Linked DNA regions of Homo sapiens: region 2 is linked to region 1. A link is a loop called in an ENCODE intact Hi-C map of the cell type or tissue named here. Cell type or tissue: PC-3. All regions are shown on one strand. Each heading gives the region's core, and the rest is flanking DNA. Links, peaks and the distances in the headings are about the cores only.

Region 1 (11,054 bases), core at 1,245-9,244:
TGGAGAAACCCTGTCTCCACTAAAAATGCAAAATTAGCCAGGCCTGGTGGTGCGTGCCTGTAATTCCAGCTACTCTGGAGCCCGAGGCAGGAGAATCGCTTGAACCCAGGAGGCAGAGGTTGCGGTAAGCCAAGATTGCACCATTGCACTCCAGCCTGGGCAACGAAAGGGAAACTCTGTCTCAAAAAACAAAAAAAAAATAGATTTTAAGTAGTAATATACAAAAAGTAACACCCACATTACATTATTCAACCCTCACACAAAACTGCTGTTTTAAAATATTTAATGTACACAGAGGATTTTAATGGATTTTGTATGTTTTAGGTGCAAGTAGGCCTCCGGGACACTTTCCACTCACATATAGATAAGAATTCCTTGTAAGCATTTACTGTATTAACAATGACTTCAAACTGCTACTTGGGAAGCCAGGATAGAGAATTTTTTTCTCTCTTGACATGAGACACACACATTCTCCTGCATGTGGCCACATAATTTTACGCTCACTTTCACTCTCTTACACTCACACAACTGAGAAAACAGTCTATCGAGCCTGACTTTCTAGCTAAAGGAGTATTGATCTTTGAAGCTTTGTGATTTGGATTCTGATCTGGTGAGAAACCATCAAAACCTGACAAGTTTGAGCTTTTGAGAATTTGGCCGTAGGGAGCATTTTTCATTTAAAAACACCAGGTAGGCCGGGTGCGGTGGCTCACGCCTGTAATCCCAGCACTTTGAGAGGCCAAGGCGGGCGGATCACGAGGTCAGGAGTTCAAGACCAGCCTGACCAATATGGTGAAACCCCGTCTCTACTAAAAATACAAAAATTAGCCGGGCATGGTGGCATGCGCCTGTAGTCCCAGCTACTCGGGAGGCTGAGGCAGGAGAATCGCTTGAACCAGCAAGGCAGAGGTTGCAGTAAGCCAATATCGCATCACTGCACTCTAGCCTAGACCACAGAGCAAGACTTCATCTCAAAAAAAAAAAAAAGCACAAAGTATTCAACGACTGTTGTACAATATTCCACTAAGAAATTAATATATATTAATACTTGCTATCATTTAAACAAAAATGAATTGGCAAGAAGAGGCAGTAGAAAGGGAATGCATTCAACAGGGCTTGTGGCAGCACAACCCTGACTTGGCTCATCTTGCCATGGAGCCCTTTTCATACTTTGAACTCAAGTGTCTAAAGGCGTTTTTCACACAAACCTTTTGTCTAACACATATAGGGGTGGAGACCTAGTGGGAACATTCCAGGAAACTTAATCAGAGGTATGTCTGGAAAAACAGCTTGATAATATGGACCAAATTTCCATTTTCAAAAGTAATCAGCTATTGAAGAATCTGGTGGCATTATCTTAAGATGTTTTACTATATTTCGGTCTGTTCAGCAGAAAAAATATTAAATACTACATAACCATGACTGAAAGTATTAACAAGAGGAAATCAGGTTTGCCCTGCACATTGCCAAAGTTGCCAGTTTACATATGCTTTGGCTTATTGATTCACTTTGACTATTTAAGAGATTCAACTTTAAAATAAAGCTCTTGATATTCTTTTGGAAGTTTTTATTTATTTATTTATTTTTTAAGTTAAATGTATGAGCACATACAACCTGGTTGTTGTCATTACTAAATATGTAGCCATTTAAAAGTTTATAATGCACTCTAACATATATTAATACATTTACTTTAAGAAGTAACTGTAAGCAAGATGATTTGTATTTATGATTAATGGTACATAAAGCAGACCAGGTGTGGTGGCTCACACCTGTAATCCCAGCGCTTTGGGAGGCCAAAGCGGGCAGAATGCTTGAGCCCAGGAGTTCAAGACCAGCCTAGACAACATGGAGAAAACCCATCTTTACAAAAATTACTCCAGCGTGGTGGCAAGTGTCTGTAGTCCCAGCTAATCAAGAAGATGATGTGTGAGGATCACTTGAGCCTATAAGGCAGAGACTGCAGTGAGCCATGATCATGCCACTGCACTCCAGTCTGGGTGACAGAGTGAGACCCTGTCTCAAAAAAAAAAGTACATAAAGTTATCACCTGGCAAAACAGTAACTCTTTCAAGTTCTAGGAGCATTCAGTGAGAAATCCAGACAGGTTGCTCCAAACCCATAGGAATTACCTGGAAACTAGATTCAAAAAAATAAACCTGTGTTTCCATATGAAGTGATAAAAGAGAAGCATTCTCTATTCTAGAAGATGAAAGTAGGGGTAAAGAGTGAAAAATAAAATTTAATGCCATCTTAAGTTTCTGTATTAAAACTATTAAAACTCAAGCTACACTGGTAAGTTTAAAATACATACCTTCTTTCGGCTAACATTTCATAAAAGTCTCTGATGTCTTGACCAGATTTCTCCATGCAGTGATAAAAAGCCAGCTGACTTTCCCGATTTGCAAAATCCACCTTTAAAAAAAAAAAGAGGTGTTTGATGCAAGTTTCAAATTTTAATGATGGAAAAATGTTATCAGATTTGTAAATTCTTCACAACATAGCCCTTCTGAGAAAATTTCAGGAAACAGCAATGTATCTCAAGTAAAACAGTCCTCATCACTGAAACTATATTAACCTGAAATCTCTCAAATTCTGTATAAACCGTGATAAAAGAATGAAATTTATAAAGTTTCAAACCCAATTGTGAAGGAGTGAAAAAAGCAAAATGGAAAACTGAAATGGCAATTAAGTAATCAGATCAACTAAATCCAGCAATCTCTGTTGCCAAAACTACAGTTAGAATATAAAACAAAATATGGATGAACATTTTAAACTTTATTCACAGCTGGGCCTCAAAGTTACTAAAGCATATGATGCTCATCAGCTATCAAATAGCTTATCATCTTATTTTTAAAATACTTTTTTCAACCTAACAATCATAGTTATTTCATAGTTAAGTGCATAAATTCCTTCAAACTACCATGAATACAAGTTTTTAAAAACATACACTGGACATAAAGTTATGCTTTAAGTGGCTACCCACTCTTCAGGAGAGTAGGAAAGGAAAGAAAGACATATCATTCAGGATGCTGGACTGATACTATGAGGCCCTGGGTGTCAGATACCCATAACTGTGGTCAAGCCTGCGATGAGAGTGTCTGTGTGAGCATCAGCACCCGAACACTGAGAAGCACACTTCTTTGAATGAGAAGATTTTTAGGGAAGGATCTGTGGCTAATGGTTTAAAGATGCTGTGCCCACAAGTAGCTGAGCATAAAATTGTAATATTCCCCTTAAACACTAATGATACAGCATACGTGTCTTGTAAACCACTCCCCTGGCTGGCAGCCTACAAAATGCTAGTTATTAACGGGGTGATTTCTTTTTTTTGGAGATGGAGTCTTACTCTGTCACCCAGGCTGGAGTGCAACGGCATGATCTCAGCACACTGCAACCTCCGCCTCCTGGGTTCAAGCAATTCTCCTGCCTCAGCCTCCCAAGTAGCTGGGATTAACAGGCACGCGCCACCAAGCCCGGCTAATTTTTCTTGTATTTTTAGTAGAGACGTGGTTTCACCATGTTCATCAGGCTGGTCTCGAACTCCTGACCTCAGGTGATCCACCTGCCTTGGCCTCCCAAAGTGCTGGGATTACAGGCGTGAGCCACCACGCCCAGCCCAAGAGGGTGAGATTTGAATAGGACTTTGTTTTGCTTCTGTTTAAAGTCATTCTGCACACCTTAATTTTATTCCCACCGATTTTCCTCCCTTTGGTCTCTTTTACAGCTGCTTGTGCATATTCAATTTCATTGTAGAGAACCAGGGCCATGCCTTTTAAGCGGTCAAACACCACCTGTAAAACAAACAAACAAAAAACAAGTAAGAGCCTCATCCACTGGACTTAGTGTCAGTCCCAACAAAATCCTAAGCCACAAGGACACGGATGAGAAAAAATATATTTTTATATATTTTATTCTATTAAAAAAAAAAGTGTGATGCACACTGTAGTGAACACAATAAAATGAAAATGTGCAGGGACTGTTTAGAATCATAGACATTATGGCTTGAGATATTATGCCTTTATTTTGTTCTTCTGTATTTTACTTTGTTTTCCATGTTTACTGACCACTATATTGTATTTCAGTAAAGTATTCGTCTTGTTTTGGCTCAAAACAAAAAAGCAAAACCAACAACAGCAAAAAACACCCTTGAAAGGAAGGAAAAATTAAGAACAACAAAGAATTTCTGTGAACTTTGGCTACAAGTAGCATAACTGTCTTAAGGCTGTGGATTTTTTTATACAGGCAATCTTTAAGATGTGTATTTCTCTAAACAACAAAAGCTACATTTAAAGTATTGTCTGCCAGGCGCAGTGCCTGTAATCTCAGCACTTTAGGAGGCCGAGGCAGGTGGATCACTTGAGGTCAGGAGTTTGAGACCAGCCTGGCCAACATGGCAAAACCCCATCTGTACTAAAAATACAAAACTAGCCAGGCGTGGTGGCACACACCTGTAATCCCAGCTATTCAAGAGGCTGAGGCTAGAGAATCGCTTGAACCTGGGAGGCGGAGGTTGCAGTGAGCTGAGATCCCGCCGCTGCACTCCAGCCTGGGTGACAGAGTGAGACTCTGTCTCAATTAAAAATAAATAAATAAATTTAAAAAAAAAAAAGCATTGTCAAGGGTATACAATATACCTACCACAGAGTAAACATAGTTTTAAGGAACCAAAGCTTTACCTTCACACACTGAATTGGGTCTGGAGACCCTTTTCCTGTTGCTTATGGATGTATTACATAAAAATCATTGGTTAGATGAATATTCTGTTGTGTGAACTTCCCCTCATTTAAAAAAGTCTAATTACATATTTAGTGTAAATGTGAATAACTATATAGTCAGACTATCTAATTTTAATGTAAGATAAAATTATAAAAATCCCTAAGCAACATTTCTATTTCATTCTATTTATACTATGAGAATAGTTTCAAAATTAATCACCTTGGCTAGTTCAAAATAGTTTCTTCAAAATACTCATAACTTAAGGCAACAGATGCAAATGCCCTTATTGACCAAATCTTAGCAAACATAATTTTAATGTGCTCGTTATTAAAGAAATAGGCAATGCTAGCCAACTGAGACTGAAAGGAGAGAATACCAAGACGAGTGAGTCAGAAGTCTGAACCACATACCAAAACCTCCCGCCTACCTTTACCACAGGCCCATATCGGCAGAAATGTCGTGTTAAATACTGATCTGACACATTCGAAGAAAGCCCATCTAGCCACACGCAGTTTGTAGGCATGCTCTTTCCAAAACCCAGCTGAATATAAAAGGCAAAATTTCTATTAGTAAAGTTCACAATTACTATTCAACTACAACAGAATTCTCAGAAAACTGGTTTTCTATAGTAATCTTATCAAATCAACATCTCAAGTGGGAAACATCTGGTTAAAATTAAATAGGAATATACAAAAAAAATCCTGCCTGGCTAATCGAATATTAATCAGATTACAGTATATAATAGGATAGGAATGCAAAGAAGTATATCACTTTTATGGTTATCTGTCTTAGTAGGATCTTAAATAATAAGGCATATGCAAAAAAAAAACCCTTCAAGTCTTAAAAAACAAAGCAAATCATAACAGCACAATAATTTATGCAAATTCATTTACCTTGAGGCGATTATTTCCAAGATATTCCCCATCCATCTTCTTAATAGCTTTACAAACGCTAGCAATATCACAGTATTGCAGAAACGCATACTGAGGAACTCCATTTACTTTCTTAATGTCAATATCCTGAAAAAACCAATGAATACAACTTAGCAATATGCCCAAGAAAATAAATTAGAATGAACCAAGTCCATATAGGGTATTTATTTCTCAAAAAAGTCATGTTCTCAATCATCATTTACTTAGTTAAAAAAACTGTACACCTTAATACAATGGTAAGTTACTAGTTTGCTATAAAACATATAGCATTTATTGTCACAAACCATGAAATCCTTCTCATGTGAAGCTCTCTGCAGAGGAGCAACAGCATTGCAATTCAAAATTCAAAATTTAAAATCCATACTAACAGCATTAAGAGAAACTTAACGATAATAAAGAAAAGGCAGGCTATTTAATGAAATCCTAAGAAATAATTCCCTTCTGCAATATCTAAAATCGTTATTAGGGGCCAGGCCATTTAAAATATGATATCTGGCTGCGCACCGTGGCTCACGCCTGTAATCCTAGCACTTTGGGAGGTGGAGGCGGGCGGATCACTTGAGGTCAGGAGTTCGACACCAGCCTGGCCAACACGGTGAAAACCTGTCTCTACTAAAAATACAAAAATTAGCCAGGCATGGCGGCACATGCCTGTAATCCTAGTTATTCTGAAGGCTGAGGCAAGAGAATCGCTTGAACCCGGGAGGCAGAGGTTGCGGTAAGCCAAGATCGCGCCATTGCGCAGGTGACAAAAGTGAAACTCCGTCTTAAAAATAAATAAATAAAATAAAATATGATATCTGAGAAGATTAATAAATCTTTGTTCTTTAACCTTTAAAATTAAAAGATCAATAAATAAATAAATAAATAACAGATAACTGTCTAAAGACAAAAGAAGCTGGAGCCCAGATAGGTTACTGAATTCCATACCACCCATCTAGGTAGGCAGTAGAACTGCAATTAGAGTATATGCTACTCCCACAAAACCAAAATAATTTGACAAATCAAAATAATTGAAAATGAGGTCATCCATTTCTCCATCAGCAAGGAAGGACATTGGGGTGGGGCTGTCATACCTATCAAGGACAATAACTAACTACCAGGGCTTCCAGTGCTTTGATGAAACCTCAGATGTGTGACTTTCTGGCCAAGAATCTGTAATATCATATTGCTGGAGCATTAATTGGGGGTTGTGGTTCTCTATAAGTTTGCTGTGGCTGAACCAAGAAAGAAGGCATGTGCAGATTTCTACAGAAGTTACGATTCTATGAAAGATTTTGAGGAGATGAGAAAGGCTGATATCTTACAAAATGTTATCTCCCAGCCTGGGCATGGTGGCTCACACATGTAATCCCACCACTTTAGGAGGCCACGGCAGGTAGATCACCTGAGGTCAGGAGTTTAAGACCAGCCTGGCCAACACGGTGAAACCCCGCCTCTACTAAAAAATACAAAATTAGCTGGGCATGGTGGCGGGCGCCTGTAATCCCAGCTACTCAGGAGACTGAGGCAGGAGAATCGCTTGAACCCAGGAGGCGGAGGCTGCAGTGAGCCAAGATCGCACCACTGCACTCCAGCCTGGGTGACAAGAGTGAAACTCTGTCTAAAAAAATAATAATAGTATATCCCAAGATTACAAAGCTGTGACCAAAATATTTTCATTTTTAAACTGACTCTAATTTTAAGTCATAAAGGAACAGAAAACTTCTTGTACCCCTTAATCTAACAATGACTTGCATAATATAAAAAGTGATTCAAATTAAGACTTCCTAATAGAATTAAACTGCTAGCAGACGACATCCATATTCTAGTAATCCCCAAGGTATTTCTGATGTGCACTGTGATCACAAAACAATCATACACTAATTTGCTGCTTCTATTTTTGGAGACAGGGTCTCACTCTGTCACCCACGCTGGAGTACAGTGGCGTGATCTCGGCTCACCGCAGCCTCTGCTTCCTGGGCTCAAGTGGTTCTCCAGCCTCAGCCGCCTGAGTAGCTGGGACTACTGGAGCAAGCCACCAACGCCCAGCTAATTTTTGTATTTTTATAGAGACAGGGTTTCACCATGTTGCCCAGGCTGGGCTTAAACTTCTGAGCTCAAAGTGATCTGCCCACCTCACCCTCCCAAAGTGCTGAGATTATAGGTGTGAGCCACCATGCTCAGCCTGCTGCTTCATTTTTACAAACATTTTTCTCTTCCAGATTTTCCTTTCAATCCACAGGACTAGAGATGGCATTAAAACAGAACCCAATGAACAAAGAAAGATAAAAATGGGTAAGAGCCAGCCTGGGCAACATGGCAAAACACCACCTCTACAAAAAACACAAGAGTTAGCTGGGCGTGGTGGGACATGTCTGCAGTCCCAGCTACTCAGGAGACTGAGAGATGGGAGGATCACTTGAGCCCAGGAGGTTGAGGCTGCAGTGAGTCGTGATCATGACACTGCACTCCAGGCTCGGAGACAGAGTGATACTCTGTCTCAAAAAAAAAAAAAAAAAAGAGGTAAGAAAATATATATGTGTAAACAAAGGACATATATTACATTTTTACACACGTATATAGAACCATACCCAATGGGATTCTCTGGATTATCTTTTAGCAAGAGCTAAAAGCACACAACAATGTTCATTCATTACACCATTAAATATCACCTTTCCAAATATAATCTGTACTATGCTTTATGTGTTATGACAAAGACCTAAAATTGTTTACATAGTAAAAGCAACATACCACAATTTCTCCAAAGCGCTGGAAGATGTTGCGAAGGTCATGGTAAGTAGTGGTTTTTTCAAGGTTGCCAATAAAGAGAGTTCTTGTTGCTTTGGGGTGAAATTCATCTATCCTTTCATCCAAGGGGCGAAATTCATTTTCACTTTCTGTTTCTGTAAGTGGAATGGGGGCCGAGTAAAAAGAGAAGACAGTATTTTAATGCATATTTATATATCATGGAAAAATCTACATTTAAAAAACAAAATGTCTGAAATAATGGGCTTGAATACTCACATAAACTGAAATATCATAAACACCTTCAGAAATAGCCACCCCTTATTAACTCTAAAGCAAAAAAGGAATACAAAGGCTAAATAAACGTTTCAAAAAAAAATTAAGGCTAAAGTAACACTTTGTTTAACCTTTAAAATTAAAAATAAACTGATTTAAATCTGCTAAATTAGCTGGGAAGGGTGGCTCATGCCTGTAATTCCAGCACTTTAAGATGTCAAGGTGGGAGGATCGCTGGAGCCCCAGAGTTTGAGACTAGCCTGGGCAACATGTTGAAACCCCATCTCTACCAAAAAAAATACAAAAAATTAGCCAAGTATGGTGGCGCACGCCTGTATTCTCAGCTATTTGGGAAGCGGAGGTGGGAGAATAGCATGAGAATGGGAAGTTGAGGCTGCAGTGAACTGTGATCACGCCACTGCACTCCAGGCTGGGTGATGGCAGTGAGAGAACCTGTCTCAAAAATAAAATAGAAAAAATAAAATAGATAGATATCTTTGCTAAGGTGATCTGTTGTTTTTGGGACAGAGTCTCGCTCTGCCACCCAGACTGGAGTGTACTGGCAGGATCATGGCTCACTGGAGCCTCAACCTCCCAGGCTCAAGCAATCCTCCAACCTCAGCCTCCTAAGTAGCTGGGACCACCAGTGCATGCCACCATGCCTAGCTAGTTTTTCCACCCCCCCAGCCTGTTGCCCAGGCTGGTCTCTGGGCTCAAGCAATCCTCCTGCCTCAGCCTCCCAAAGTGCTGGGATGACAGGCGTGAGCCACTGCACTTGGCCTGATTTGTTTTAAAAATAATCACTGACACAGAAATAGATTTTAAACCCCAGCAAAAATGGTAATTAATTATTTGAGCCTAATCCTAGTTTCCAAAATTACGTAGCAGGCTCTCAATTTGGCGTATAAAACTATACTCTGAAATAGACATAAAAACTCAGCTGAAAATAGTCCACCTTCATTGTTTAATTTCATTTACTTTTCAACATTTTATAAGATATTTAGCATTTCGCCCCTCTCATACTAACACAATAAATCAACTGTCTAAATACGGAAATTTTAGATATAAGAGTAACTATGAAAACAGATTAAAGCAATATGTTTTAAATTATCTTTTGATATTGCATGGTCCCCAGTGACAAACAGAAATGATTGTTACGGCTTCTTCTTCTTCTTTTTTTTCTTTGAGATGGAGTTTCACTCTTGTCACCCAGGCTGGAGTGCAGCGGAGCAATCTCGGCTCACTGCAACCTCTGCCTCCTGGGTTCAAGCAATTCTCCTGCCTCAGCCTCCCAAGTGGCTGGGATTACAGGTGCCCGCCATCATGCCTGGCCAAATTTTTGTATTTTTAGTAGAGACGGGGTTTCGCCATGTTGGGCAGGCTACTCTCGAACTCCTGACCTCAGGTGATCCGCCCGCCTCAACCTCCCAAAGTGCTGAGATTACAGGTGTGAGCCACGACGTCCAGCCTCTATTTTTTATGGTCAAAAGCAATGGCTTAATTTCTAATTTATCATAGCCTTTCTCTGAAGCTCCATTTATAAACTTGGTCTAGGGCAGGAACGCTCAAGGTTTTGTTGATAACAATTATAGGAAACTACTGTGTGTTCTTTTTTCTTAATGTAAAACAAAGCCATCCAAAAAATTAATATTTAATCAACTTTACTGAAATGAAGCATTTAGAGCCAGCCATTGAACATTACTGATAATGTCAACAACACTGGTATTTTTAAAAACTCAATTTCAGGGACCTTGAGTTAAGTCAGAATACATCTCACTTCTGAGTCCAGACTGATGGCTCCAATGGTAGCTCAACTAATGTTACCCCTTTCGATCAATCAGACTATGATGTACTTTCACATGAAACTCAGGTGGACTCAGAAACTACCCAGGACTCATAATAGCTGTCTCCATATATTCTGCATATCTCAAAGGAACATATCTCATTTTAAGCTCAATTTGGTCTTAATTTAAATGTGCACAGACATTTAATAATATTTCAAAAAATTCAGATAGAATATTGAGGTTTGTGCTCCGAAAGGCAGAAACACAAGAAGAAAGCATGATTTGCAACTATTAAAATCTGTAACGGCTTCATTCCCACCAAATGGCCTGCCTGGTGCATTTTCTTTCTTTCTTTTTTTCTCCCCCTTGGAGACAGGGTCTTGCTCTGTTGCCCAGGCTGGAGTGCAGTGGTGGGATCATAGCTTACTGCAGCCTCAAACTCCTGGGCTTAAGCAATCCTCCCACCTCAGCCTGGCTACCTGGCTGATTTTTTATTTTTTGTAGAGATGGGGTCTCCCTTTGTTGCCCAGGCACATCTCAAACTCCTGGGCTCAAGCGATCCTCCTGCCTCAGCCTCCCAAACTGTTTACAGGCATGAGCTTGGTCAGGCATGGTGGCT
Region 2 (11,054 bases), core at 2,045-10,044, 120 kb after region 1:
AAGTGTTGGGATTATGGGTACGAGCCACAAACAGACAAGAGAAGTTTCTTTTTTTTTTTATGAGATGGAGTCTCACTCTGTCACCCAGGCTGGAGTGCAGTGGCGTCTCCTCGGCTCACTGCAACCTCTGCCTGCTGCGTTCAAGTGATTCTCCTGCCTCAGCCTCCCGAGTAGCCGAGACTACAGGCGCCCGCCACCTTGCCCTGCTAATTTTTGTATTTTTAGTAAAGACGGGGTTTCACCATGTTGGCCAGGCTGGTCTCCAACTCCTGACCTCAGGTGACCCGCCTGCCTCAACCTCCCAAATGCTGGGATTACAGGCATGAACCACCTCGCCCAACCGAAGAGAAGTTTCTTAAGATAAAAGGAAATGCAGGCCGGGCTTGATGGCTCATGCCTGTAATCCCAGCACTTTGGGAGTCTAAGGCAGGAGGATCACCTGAGCAACATGAAACCCTGTCTCTACCAAAAATACAAAAAATTAGCTGGGTGCGGTGGCATGTGCCTGTGATCCCAGCTACCCAGGAGGGTGAGGTGGGAGGATCGATTGAGCAGAAATCTCGCTACTGCACTCCAACCTGGGTGACAGAATGAGACCCCGCCTCAATAAATAAATAAATAAATAAAGACCATAAAGGAAAAAAATTGATACATTACCTCCATCAAAATAAATCAAAAGCCATCTTAAAACAGAATCTCAGGCTGGGCACGGTGGCTCATGCCTGTAATCTCAGCACTTTGGGAGTCCGAGGCGGGCAGATCACGAGGTCAGGAGATCGAGACCATCCTGGCTAACACGGTGAAACCCCGTCTCTACTAAAAATACAAAAAATTAGCCGGGTGTGGTGGTGGGTGCCTGTAGTCCCAGCTACTCGGGAGGTTGAGGCAAGAGAATGGCGTGAACGCAGGAGGCGGAGCTTGCAGTGAGCTGAGATTGTGCCACTGCACTCCAGCCTGGGCAACAGAGAGCAAAAAAAAAAAAAAAAGAAAAGAAAAAAGAGGCTCTCAACTCTGGCCGCAGGAGCATCACCTTAAGGGAGTTTTTTTTTGTTGTTGTTTTTGTTTTTTTTTTTGAGACGGAGTTTCGCTCTTGTTGCCCAGGCTGGAGTGTAATGGTGTGATCTTGGCTCACCAAAACCTCCGCCTCCCAGGTTCAAGTGATTCTCCTGCCTCAGCCTCCCAAGTAGCTGGGACTATAGGCATGCACCACCATGCCCGGCTGATTTTGTATTTTTTTTTTAGTAGAGACGGGGTTTCTCCAGGTAGGTCAGGCTGGTCTCGAACTCTTGACCTCAGGTGATCCGCCCACCTCAGCCTCCCAAAGTGCTGGGATTATAGGTGTGAGCTACCACGCCTGTACCCAACTAACTTCTTGTATTTTTTGTAAAGACAGGGTTTCACCATGTTGCCCACGCTGTTCTTAAACTCCTGATCTCAAGCAGTCCACTTATGTTGGCCTCCCAAAGTGCTGGGATTACAGGTGTGAGCCACCACACTGGCATTATGAGCCACCACACTGGCATTATTCTTTAAAAAATATATTATGACCAGGCACTGTGCATAACAAAACAAAGCAAATGCATGTACATACTAAAAAATGGTAGCTGCTGCCACCACACCTGGCCCTTTTTAATTAAGAAAAAAACTTGGCCAGGCGCGGTAGCTCACATCTGCAATTCCAGCACTTTGGGAGGCCGAGGTGAGCGGATCACAAGGTCAGGAGATCGAGACCATCCTGACCAACATGGTGAAACCCCGTCTCTACTAAAAATACAAAAAATTAGCTGGGCGTGGTGGTGTGTGCCTGTAGTCCCAGCTACTCGGGAGGCTGAGGCAGGAAAATCGCTTGAAACCACCGGAAGGCAGAGGTTGCAGTGAGCTGAGATCGCATCACTGCACTCCAGCCTGGGCAACAAGAATGAAACTCCGTCTCAAAAAAAAAAAAAAAGAAAAAACTTTTTCAGTCAGGACCTCACTATGTTCCCCAGGCTGCTGGTCTCGAACTCCTGGCCTCAAACAGTTCTCCCAAAGAACTAATGGTGTGAACCACCACACCTGGCCTCAAACTTTTAAAAAACACAAATGGGGCTGGGTGCGGTGACTCATGCCTGAAATCCCAGCAATTTGGGAGGCCAAGGTGGGCAGATCATTTGAGGTTGGGAGTTTGAGACCAGCCTGGCCAACATGGCAAAACTCCATCTCTACTAAAAATACAAAAATTAGCCAGGTGTGGTGGCACACGCCTGTAATCCTGGCTACTCTGGAGGCTGAGGCAGGAGAATCACTTGAACCTGGGAGGTAGAAGTTGCAGTGAGCCGAGATCACACCACTGCACTCCAGCCTGGGTGACAGAGCAAGACTTCTAAAAAAAAAAAAGCCTGCATACCATTCTGTCACTTGCTTTTTTACTTACTACCTCAAAATGTTGAGGTTCATTCATCCAACAAATATTTAGTTAGCCCTTAAATATGTGCTCAGCAGCTAGGGACCCAGCAGTGCCCTTGCCTTCAAAGGATTTTCATTGCAGTAGAGGGGACACACGATAGACAACAAGCAAGTAGTAATGAAAGACAAGAGGGAGATGACAGGTGACAGACAAGTTAATAGGGCCCAGGCTCAGTGGCTCACGCCTGTTATCCCAACACAATGGGAGGCCGAGGCGGGTGGGTCACCTGAGGTCAGGAGTTCAAGATCAGCCTGGCCAATACCCCATCTCTACTAAAAGTACAAAAATTAGCCAGGCGTAGTGGCGCTTGCCTGTGGTCCCAGCTACTCGGGAGGCTGAGGCAGGAGAATTGATTAGACCCAGGAGGCGGTGAGGTTGCAGTGAGCCGAGATCGAGCCACTGCACTCCAGCCTGGGTGACAGAGTGAGACTTCATCTCAAAAAAAAAAGGAAAAGTTAATAGGAAGGCAGCCTATATGGTCTGGTGTCGTCTTTTAGCAATTCCGTGAAGTACAATGGAGTTTCCAGGTTTTCTCTGTGACAAAGGGATGCTGCTTTGTCACTTTTTTTTCTTTCGAGGCAGGGTCTTACCCTGTAGCCCAGACTGGAGAGCAGTGATGCGATCACAGCTCACTGCAGCCTCGAACTCTTAGGCTCAGGGGATCCTCCCACCTACTGAGTAGCTGAGACCACAGGTACATGCCACTGTACCTGGCTAATTTTTGTTTTTTGTAGAGACAGAGTCTCACTGATGTTGCCTAGGCTGGTCTGGAACTCCTGGGCTCAAATAATCCTCCCGCCTTGGTCACCCAAAATGTTGGGATTACAGGCGTGAGCCACGGTGCCCAGCTGAGCCTTGATATTTAAATAGTGGTCTGGGGACCAGCAACACTGACATCTGCTGGGAGGTTGTTAGAATTGTAGAATTTCAGGTCCCACCTCAGACCTATTGATTATTTCCATATTAACAAGATTCACAGGTGATTTGTATGCACATTTCAGTTTGAGAAGGACTGGTTTAGAATGGAAGATAAAAAATGGCAGATAAGGCTGGGCACGGTGGCTCATGCCTGTAATCCTAGCACTTTGGGAGGCCAAGGCGGGAGGATCACAAGGTCAGGAGTTCAAGACCAGCCTGGCCAACATGGAGAAACCCCATCTCTACTAAAAAAAAAGAAAAAAAGAAAAAATTAGCCGGGCGCAGTGGTGGAAGCGTGTAATCCCAGCTACTTGGGAGGCTGAGGCAGGAAAATTGCTGGAACCCAGGAGGCAGAGGTTGCAGTGAGCCGAGATCGTGCCAATGCACTCCAACCTAGGCAACAAGAGCAAGACTCCGTCTCAAAAAAAAAAAAAGACAGATAAGGTGTTAAATACCTTCAGTTCAATTAGGGATTGATGAGAGATGGTGTGACCTAAAACATTGTTCTGGGTTGAATTTGGCCTTGTTGCCTGGACTGTCAATATTGTGGTGTTTATCCTCTTAGGGAAGAGAACTCCAAAGACCAGGTCATCTCCTTAATTTGCTTCTCTCACCAGGTGTGGGAATCCAGATTGCCCCAAAATCTTGAGCTGTTAAGGCTGGGAAGAGCCTGAGATGCCATCAGTTCAGCTCAATCCCTAGCTGCTGCCCTGCTCACTTCTGCCAACCCCCGTCTCACAGGCGAGGCTCTGGGAAGGGCAGTGGTTTGCTCAAACCACAAATCAGCCCAGGGCTGGCCACAGTCCTGGGTCCCAGCCAGTAGTTATCTTTTCTCTAAGTTTTGGTCCATTATTTTTCTATCTCATGGATTTATCCTAACTTTTTAGAAAAATGAATTTTAAAAACATATATGGGTTCATATTAGAAAAGTATCATTGTAGCAGGATGAGCCTCAGACAAGAACCCCTCAGAAACCGAGTTGTAGAAGGAAAGGGCTTTATTCAGCTGGGAGCATCGGTGGATTCACGTCTCCAAAAGCCGAGCTCCCCGAGTGAGCAATTCCTGTCCCTTTTAAGGGCTTACAACTCTAAGGCGGTCCGCGTGAGAGGGTCGTGATCGATTGAGTAAGCAGAGGGTACGTGACTGGGGGCTGCATGCACTGGTAATCAGAACGGAAAGGAAGAGGACAGGGATTTTCACGACGCTTTTCCATACAATGTCTGAAATCTATAGATAACAGAAGAGTTAGGTCGGGGTTGATTTTTAACTCCAGGCCCAGGGTGCAGTGCTGGGCTATCTGCCTGTGGATTCCATTTCTGCCTTTTAGTTTTTACTACTTCTTTCTTTGGATTCAGAAATTGGGCATAAGACAATATGAGGGGTGGTCTCCTCCCTTATCATGTGCTTACTGTAAAAAAATCAGAGTTGGGCACAGTGGCTCACACCTGTAATCCCAGCACTTTGGGAGGCTGAGGCGGGAGAATCACTTGAGCCCAGGAGTGCAAGACCAGCCTGAGCAACACAGTGAGTCCCTATCTCTACAGAAAAAAAAAGAAAAATCAAAAGTTATCCAGGCAAGATGGTGTGCGCCTATGGTCCAGCCTACTCAAGAGGCTGAGGCTGGAGGATGGCTTGAGCCCAGAAGGTCAAGGCTGCAGTGAGCCATGATCGCACCATTGCACTCCAGCCTGTGTGACAGAACGAGACCCTGTCTCAAAAAAAAGAAAGCTTTAAAAGGGTGAATTTTGTATGTGTGATTCATATCTCAGTAAAGCTGTTATTAAAAAAAATAAATAAATAAAAGCAGGCCGCCGGGCATAGTGGCTCACACCTGTAATCCCAGCACTTTGGGAGGCTGAGGTGGGCAGATTACCTGAGGTCAGGAGTTTGAGACCAACCTGGCCAACATGATGAAGCCCCGTATTTACTAAAAATACAAAAATTAGTGGGAATAGTGGTGGGTGCCTGTAATCACAGCTACTCAGGAGGCTGAGGCAGGAGAATCGCTTGAACCTGGGAGGCAGAAGTTGCAGTGGGCCAAGATTGCCCCACTGCACTCCAGCCTGGGCAATAGAGTGAGACTCCATCTCAGAAAAAAAAAAAAAAAAGCTAGAGAGAAGAAAGTAAAATATCCTTTGAGTCACCCAACCCCAGACTGCAAGTAGCCACTCATTCATTCCACAAATACTCTCTGAGGGCCTGTTCTATGCAGGCTATGTGCCAAGGGTTTACACCCTAGGAGCAGTGCCACCCCAGTATCTGTCCCCCGTGACCAGTGACTGCCCCTCCTCTATAATATCTATTGACTGACCTCTCTGACCTCACCTCATTTCTTTCCTCCAGTGCCCCGGCTCCAGCAGTCCATGGATCCTGCCCCCTTTGCATGTCCCTCAGCCTGCCTGCCCTCCGTGTCCTTCCTGCCCAGCCTACAATTCATGGTCAGGCCCCACCCCCACCCCCTCCTGCGGTCCTGACAAAACCCCAACACTGGTCAGTCCCACTGCTCCACCTCCACCGCATCTCACCTGCACTTGCGCAGCTCAATGTCACACCACCTTGCCAGCTGCTTCCCTTTCAACTCATGACACAAAACCCAAGAGGGCCCTTAGTGGATGTCAGGATCAGTCACTGTCCCCATGACCCTTGCACCCCTCTTTTCTCCTCTCTATAAAATAAGGGTGATAATATTTCTGTCTCCCGGGGCTGTTGGCAGCATCAGTAGTAGGTCCTTGCTCGGGGGCAGCTACTGGGGTTAGTTCCTCTGGTGCTCAGTCCAAGAGTTCCCTGGTGTCTTGGTGTCCGCGGAGTCCCACCCTGCGGTCATTTATTTTGTTCCGCTGGTTGGGCAGGCCTGGGCTCTCTGCCAGATCTGATCATCCTCCCAGAGACAGGAGGGAACGGAATGTGGCACCAGGCAGTAAGACGCATGGCTGAGCTCAGCAGGAGAGGGAAGCTTCCAACTTCCTGCAGCGAATGTCCTAGGTGATAGGTCAAGTCTGACCCCGCCAGTGAGGCCAACATGGAAACTTACTAGGGCCTCGAAAAGGTGTGTGTGGGAGTTCAGAGAGGAGTGGAGACAGCCGGCCTCCCAATCTGGACCCACAGGGCAGGGCAGGGAGAGGAGATGGCCCCGCCTCCAGGAATCCAGGCTGCACCTCCCTCCAGGGAACTCAGATCAAAGCCAGGAGGAAGGAGGAGTGTGAACTTTGCACCCAGTGACTCACTGCATCCCCCTAGGGCAAGTGCTCTCACCCGTGCAGAATCCTGCCCTCCTTGCCACTGACGGGACCATCCGCACTGGGTCAGCCTATGAGCAACACTGACCTGATTCACCTGCACGCCTTCATTCCCCCACCTTCATCCTCCTCCTCGCAGAGGTGATCAGATGTTTGCAGGTGCCTGCCTGTGTTTACAAGTAGGTCTTGGAAGATAAGAGAGGCGGTGGGAGGGGTGGGAAAGCCCTGTTCTGGCAGTCAGGACACCCAGGGCTTGGCCACTAACCAGCTGTGTGAGCTCGGCCGGTCTCACACCCTCTCTGGGCCCGGCCACCACCTCTGTGGTTATGGGCAGTTGGACTCTATGGCAAGTTCATCTGCCCTACCGGCTTGGGGTTCTACCGGCTTGGGGTTCTACTGGCTTGGGGTTCTTCCTTCTCACCGTTGCCCCCCTGGGAAAAAGCCCCAATCCTGGCACAGAGTCTAGGAAGCCTTGCTGCTTTGGTTCCTGCCTGAGTCTGGCCCTCATCCTGCACTTCCCACATGCTCAGCCACATTCAGCTGTGCCCAGCTCAGAGAGCAAGCGCCTGGATAGCTCTTGTTCCAGAGCCTCGCCTGGCTGACCCCTGCACACCCTTTAGGCCCAGCTCTGACATCACTTTCTCCATGGCCTGCCCTCCTGGACTCCTGGCTGTGCCTCCCCAGCACGGACTGTTCTCTTTTCTCCTTTTTCCATTAAACTGAGCTCTGTGCCAAGGGCAGTGACTGGCAGATGGGAGGGGTCAATGAGTATTTTATTAAAGAGTGAGTGAATGAATGAACAAATGAATGAATGAAGCGGGATCTCTAGGCACACTGGAGTGGAGCCACTGTTTGCTTTCTGCCCGTGGGACTTGATTTGAAGCCATCTCAGGGTGGGCCATTGGGAGTTCTACCTTGCCAAGGAGGGGTTGCTGGTCAGAGGGGTGCTGGAAGCGGGGGGGTTGCTGGGGGAAAGGGTGCAGATTTGCAAGGGAGGTTCTGGCTGAGCTCCCTGCATGCCACAGCCCGTCTGAGCAGTCTTGGGAAACCCCAAGCTGCCAGGCCCATGACTCACAGGCCCCAGAGAGCATTCTTAACCCTCCCTGACCCCCCATGTGCCTTCTGATTGGGCCCTCAGGGTGACCCCTCATGGGTTTCTCTCCTGCTTCAGCCAGCCCCTCCCTGTGGTCTGAAGTTTGGGATCCTGCTAACTGTAAAGGACCAGTTCAGGATTCCTGGGTCGTATTGTGTTTTTTGTTTGTTTGTTTGTTTTTGAGATGGAGTTTTGCTCTTGTTGCCCAGGCTGGAGTGCAGTGGCATGATCTCAGCTCACTGCAACCTCCACCTCCTGGTTTCAAGCGATTTTCCTGCCTCAGCCTCCCGAGTAGCTGGGATTACAGGCATGAGCCACCATGCCCGGCTAATTTTGTATTTTTAGTAGAGACGGGATTTCTCCATGTTGGTCAGGCTGGTCTCGAACTCCTGACCTCAGGTGATCTGCCCGCCTCGGCCTCCCAAAGTGCTGGGATTACAGGCATGAGCCACCACGGCAGGCCATAATTTTTTTTTTTTTTTTTTTTTTTGGAGACGGAGTTTCGCTTTTGTTGCACAGGCTGTAGTGCAATGGCGCAATCTCGGCTCACTGCAACCTCCGCCTCCTGGGTTCAAGCGATTCTCCTGCCTCAGCCTCCCGACTAGCTGGGATTACAGGCATGTGCCACCACCCCGGCTAATTTTGTATTTTTAGTAGAGATGGGGTTTCTCCACGTTGGTCAGGCTGGTCTTGAACTCCCAACCTCAGGTGATCCGCCTGCCTCGGCCTCCTAAAGTGCTGGGATTACAGGCATGAGCCACCGCTCCTGGCCTAATTTTTTGTATTTTTAGTAGAGATGGGGTTTTACCATGTTGGCCAGGCTGGTCTCAAACTCCAGACCTTAGGTGATCCACCTGCCTCGGCCTCCCAAGGTGCTGGGATTACAGGCGTGAGCCACCGTGCCCGGCCCGTATTGTGTTTTCCTGAGGAATCCTTGCGTGTTTATGGATTCCTCAGGAATCCATAACCCAGAGAGGGTGTGAGACCGGCCGAGCTCACACAGCTGGTTAGTGGCCAAGCCCTGGGTGTCCTGACTGCCAGAACAGGGCTTTCCCACCCCTCCCACTGCCTCTCTTATCTTCCAAGACCTACTTGTAAACACAAGCAGGCACCTGCAAACATCTGATCACCTCTGCGAGGAGGAGGATGAAGGTGGGAAGGAAAAAAATTACCACTCACACTGGGTGAAGGTCACTCTGATCTTCTGAGACCCCTCACCATCCTCTTCCTACTTGGCACTTGTCTCCCACATGCTATAGATATTGGGTCAGGTCCCCCACTCCTCTTCTCTTGCCATCTTCTCAGTCAGTAGGCCCCTCCCCCTTGTCCAGACATGACTACCCTCTCAGCCCGACTTTCCTGTTGGCAGAAGAGTGTGTGATGGCCTCCTCTCACCCCCTTGTTCTTACGTCATCAGTGAGAGGCAGGGCATCCAGGAGCTCAGGCTCAAAGACTTTCCCCTTTATCCCGTTAGTTTGTTAGATAAGAAACTTTTGATTTCAAAATAACTTTAGATTTATTGAGGCTGGGCATGGAGGCTCACGCCTGTAATCCCAGCATTTTGGGAGGCCGAGGTGGGCAGATCACGAGGTCAGGAGATCGAGACCATCCTGACCAACATGGTGAAACCCAGTCTCTACTAAAATACAAAAAATTAGCCAGGCGTGGTGGTGTGTGCCTGTAGTCCCAGCTACTTGGGAGGCTGAGGCAGGGGAATTGCTTGAACCTGGGAGGCAGAGGTTGCAGTGAGCCAAGATCGCTCTACTGCACTCCAGCCTGGTGACAGAGCAAGACTCCGTCTTAAAAAAAAAAAAAAAAAACAGCCGGGTGCGGTGGCTCACGCCTGTAATCCCAGCACTTTGGGAGGCCGAGGCAGGCAGTTCACGAGGTCAGGAGATCGAGACCTTCCTGGCTAACACGGTGAAACCTCATCTCTTCTAAAAATACAAAACATTAGCCGGGCGTCGTGGCGGGCACCTGTAGTCCCAGCTACTCAGGAGGCTGAGGCAGGAGAATGGCGTGAACCCGGGAGTCAGAGCTTGCAGTGAGCCAAGATCGCGCCACTGCACTCCAACCTGGGTGACAGAGCGAGACACTGTCTCAGAAAAAAAAAAAAAAAAATCTCACGCAACTATGGCACATTTGTCCAAACTAGGAAACTGACATTGGTACAACATGACTCACCAAACTCCAGACTTTACTGGGATTTCACCAGATTTTCCACTAATGTCCTTTCTTCCTTTCCAGAATCCATCCCAGGAAACCACATGACATTTGGTCATCTGCCATTGCATTCCTTTACGTGTATGATCAAGGTAATAATTCTCTTTGTTTTGTAGGTGAGGAAAAAAGCAATTCAGTGGCCAAGGGATTGCCCTGTCTCATCTAGGAGGCTAAGGCAGTGGAATAAAGGGTTTAGGACTTGGCTAAATATAGAGCTGGAATCTATGTGGTGTGACCTTGAGCCTTCGTCTCCCTGTGTGAACGATGGGATCATAGATCATTCCTTCCTTCCAGGCAGCAGTGGGAACTAAATGAGATAATACATATGGGCATATGCATGCCCACGAAATGGTAGCTGCTGCTGTTGTTATTACTGTCAGTATCCTCATCAAGGAGTCTCGATCCCAGGCAGGCTGCCTAACTCCTGAAACCTAGCTTCCTGTTCAGCGTAGTCAATCATCCCACCTCTCCAGCCTCACCCCAGACAAGACAGACAAGAGCTCAGGAAATAAATGTCAGTTTTTGACACCCTTCCTCACCCTCAAAACTTAAAGACATTGTGTCTCAAGGTCAAATAGCTGGCTAGGAGCTTAACCAGAGAGAGAGTCTAGTTTTTTTTTTGTTTTTTGTTTTTTGTTTTTTTTTGTAGAGATGGGGTCTCACTCTATTGCCCAGGCTGAAATAGAACTCCTGGGCTCAAGTGATCCTCCTGCCTCGGCTCCCAAATTGCTGGGATTATAGACATGAGCCACTTCACCCAGCCCGAGAATCTAGGTCTTGCTAAGACCTTATCCCATCCACTGGGCAGAACCCCTCCCTCCTGTCTTCCTCCTCCCCTCCCCTCCCTTCCCATTCAGAGACCACTCTGGGGAACAGAGGCCACCGGCCAGCTGCTCTTAATTCCACCTCATGGGATGCCCTGCAAGGGACCCCACCACCTCCTCTGGCCTAAAGGAGCTGTCATAAACACCTGATGAAGGAAGCGTTGCAAGGTCATTTTCATTTTCAAAAGAAGGTAAAATCATGACTCCCACACAGATAGAAAATGAATAGGTATTAGCCATTTTATTTAACTCATAAGGGAGCCAGGTGATGTTATAACCAGCTCAAAAGGGCAGCTAAGGGCCGGGCACAGTGG

The links. Hi-C counts contacts between places; a loop is a spot of excess contacts. Peaks named below come from ENCODE experiments on the same cell type or tissue, not always from the same donor. Only the 100,000 strongest peaks of a DNase experiment are listed, where the experiment ranks them.
Region 2: a loop joins it to region 1, with 4 times the contacts of the local background. A loop is called at or near these places in 8 of 110 quality-filtered maps.

What each region holds. Positions count from the first base shown.
Region 1 is chr1:15,913,607-15,924,660 of GRCh38, reverse strand. It overlaps SPEN (spen family transcriptional repressor), which reads right to left. Exons shown (of 15, transcript NM_015001.3): 6 at 8,382-8,533; 7 at 5,610-5,735; 8 at 5,144-5,257; 9 at 3,678-3,791; 10 at 2,312-2,412. Among named protein-coding and RNA genes, the nearest start is that of ZBTB17, 57 kb to the left of the region's middle. In PC-3, for the core only: no CTCF peak of the experiment used is centred there; a DNase peak (open chromatin) is centred at 5,130; H3K27ac peaks cover 2,736 bases.
Region 2 is chr1:15,795,830-15,806,883 of GRCh38, reverse strand. No RefSeq gene overlaps it. Among named protein-coding and RNA genes, the nearest start is that of UQCRHL, 6.3 kb to the left of the region's middle. RefSeq lists enhancers at 2,689-3,190, 6,356-6,650. In PC-3, for the core only: a CTCF peak has its summit at 3,343 (motif pointing left); DNase peaks (open chromatin) are centred at 5,563, 6,513, 7,703, 9,953 and 1 weaker place; H3K4me3 peaks cover 2,284 bases; H3K27ac peaks cover 5,172 bases.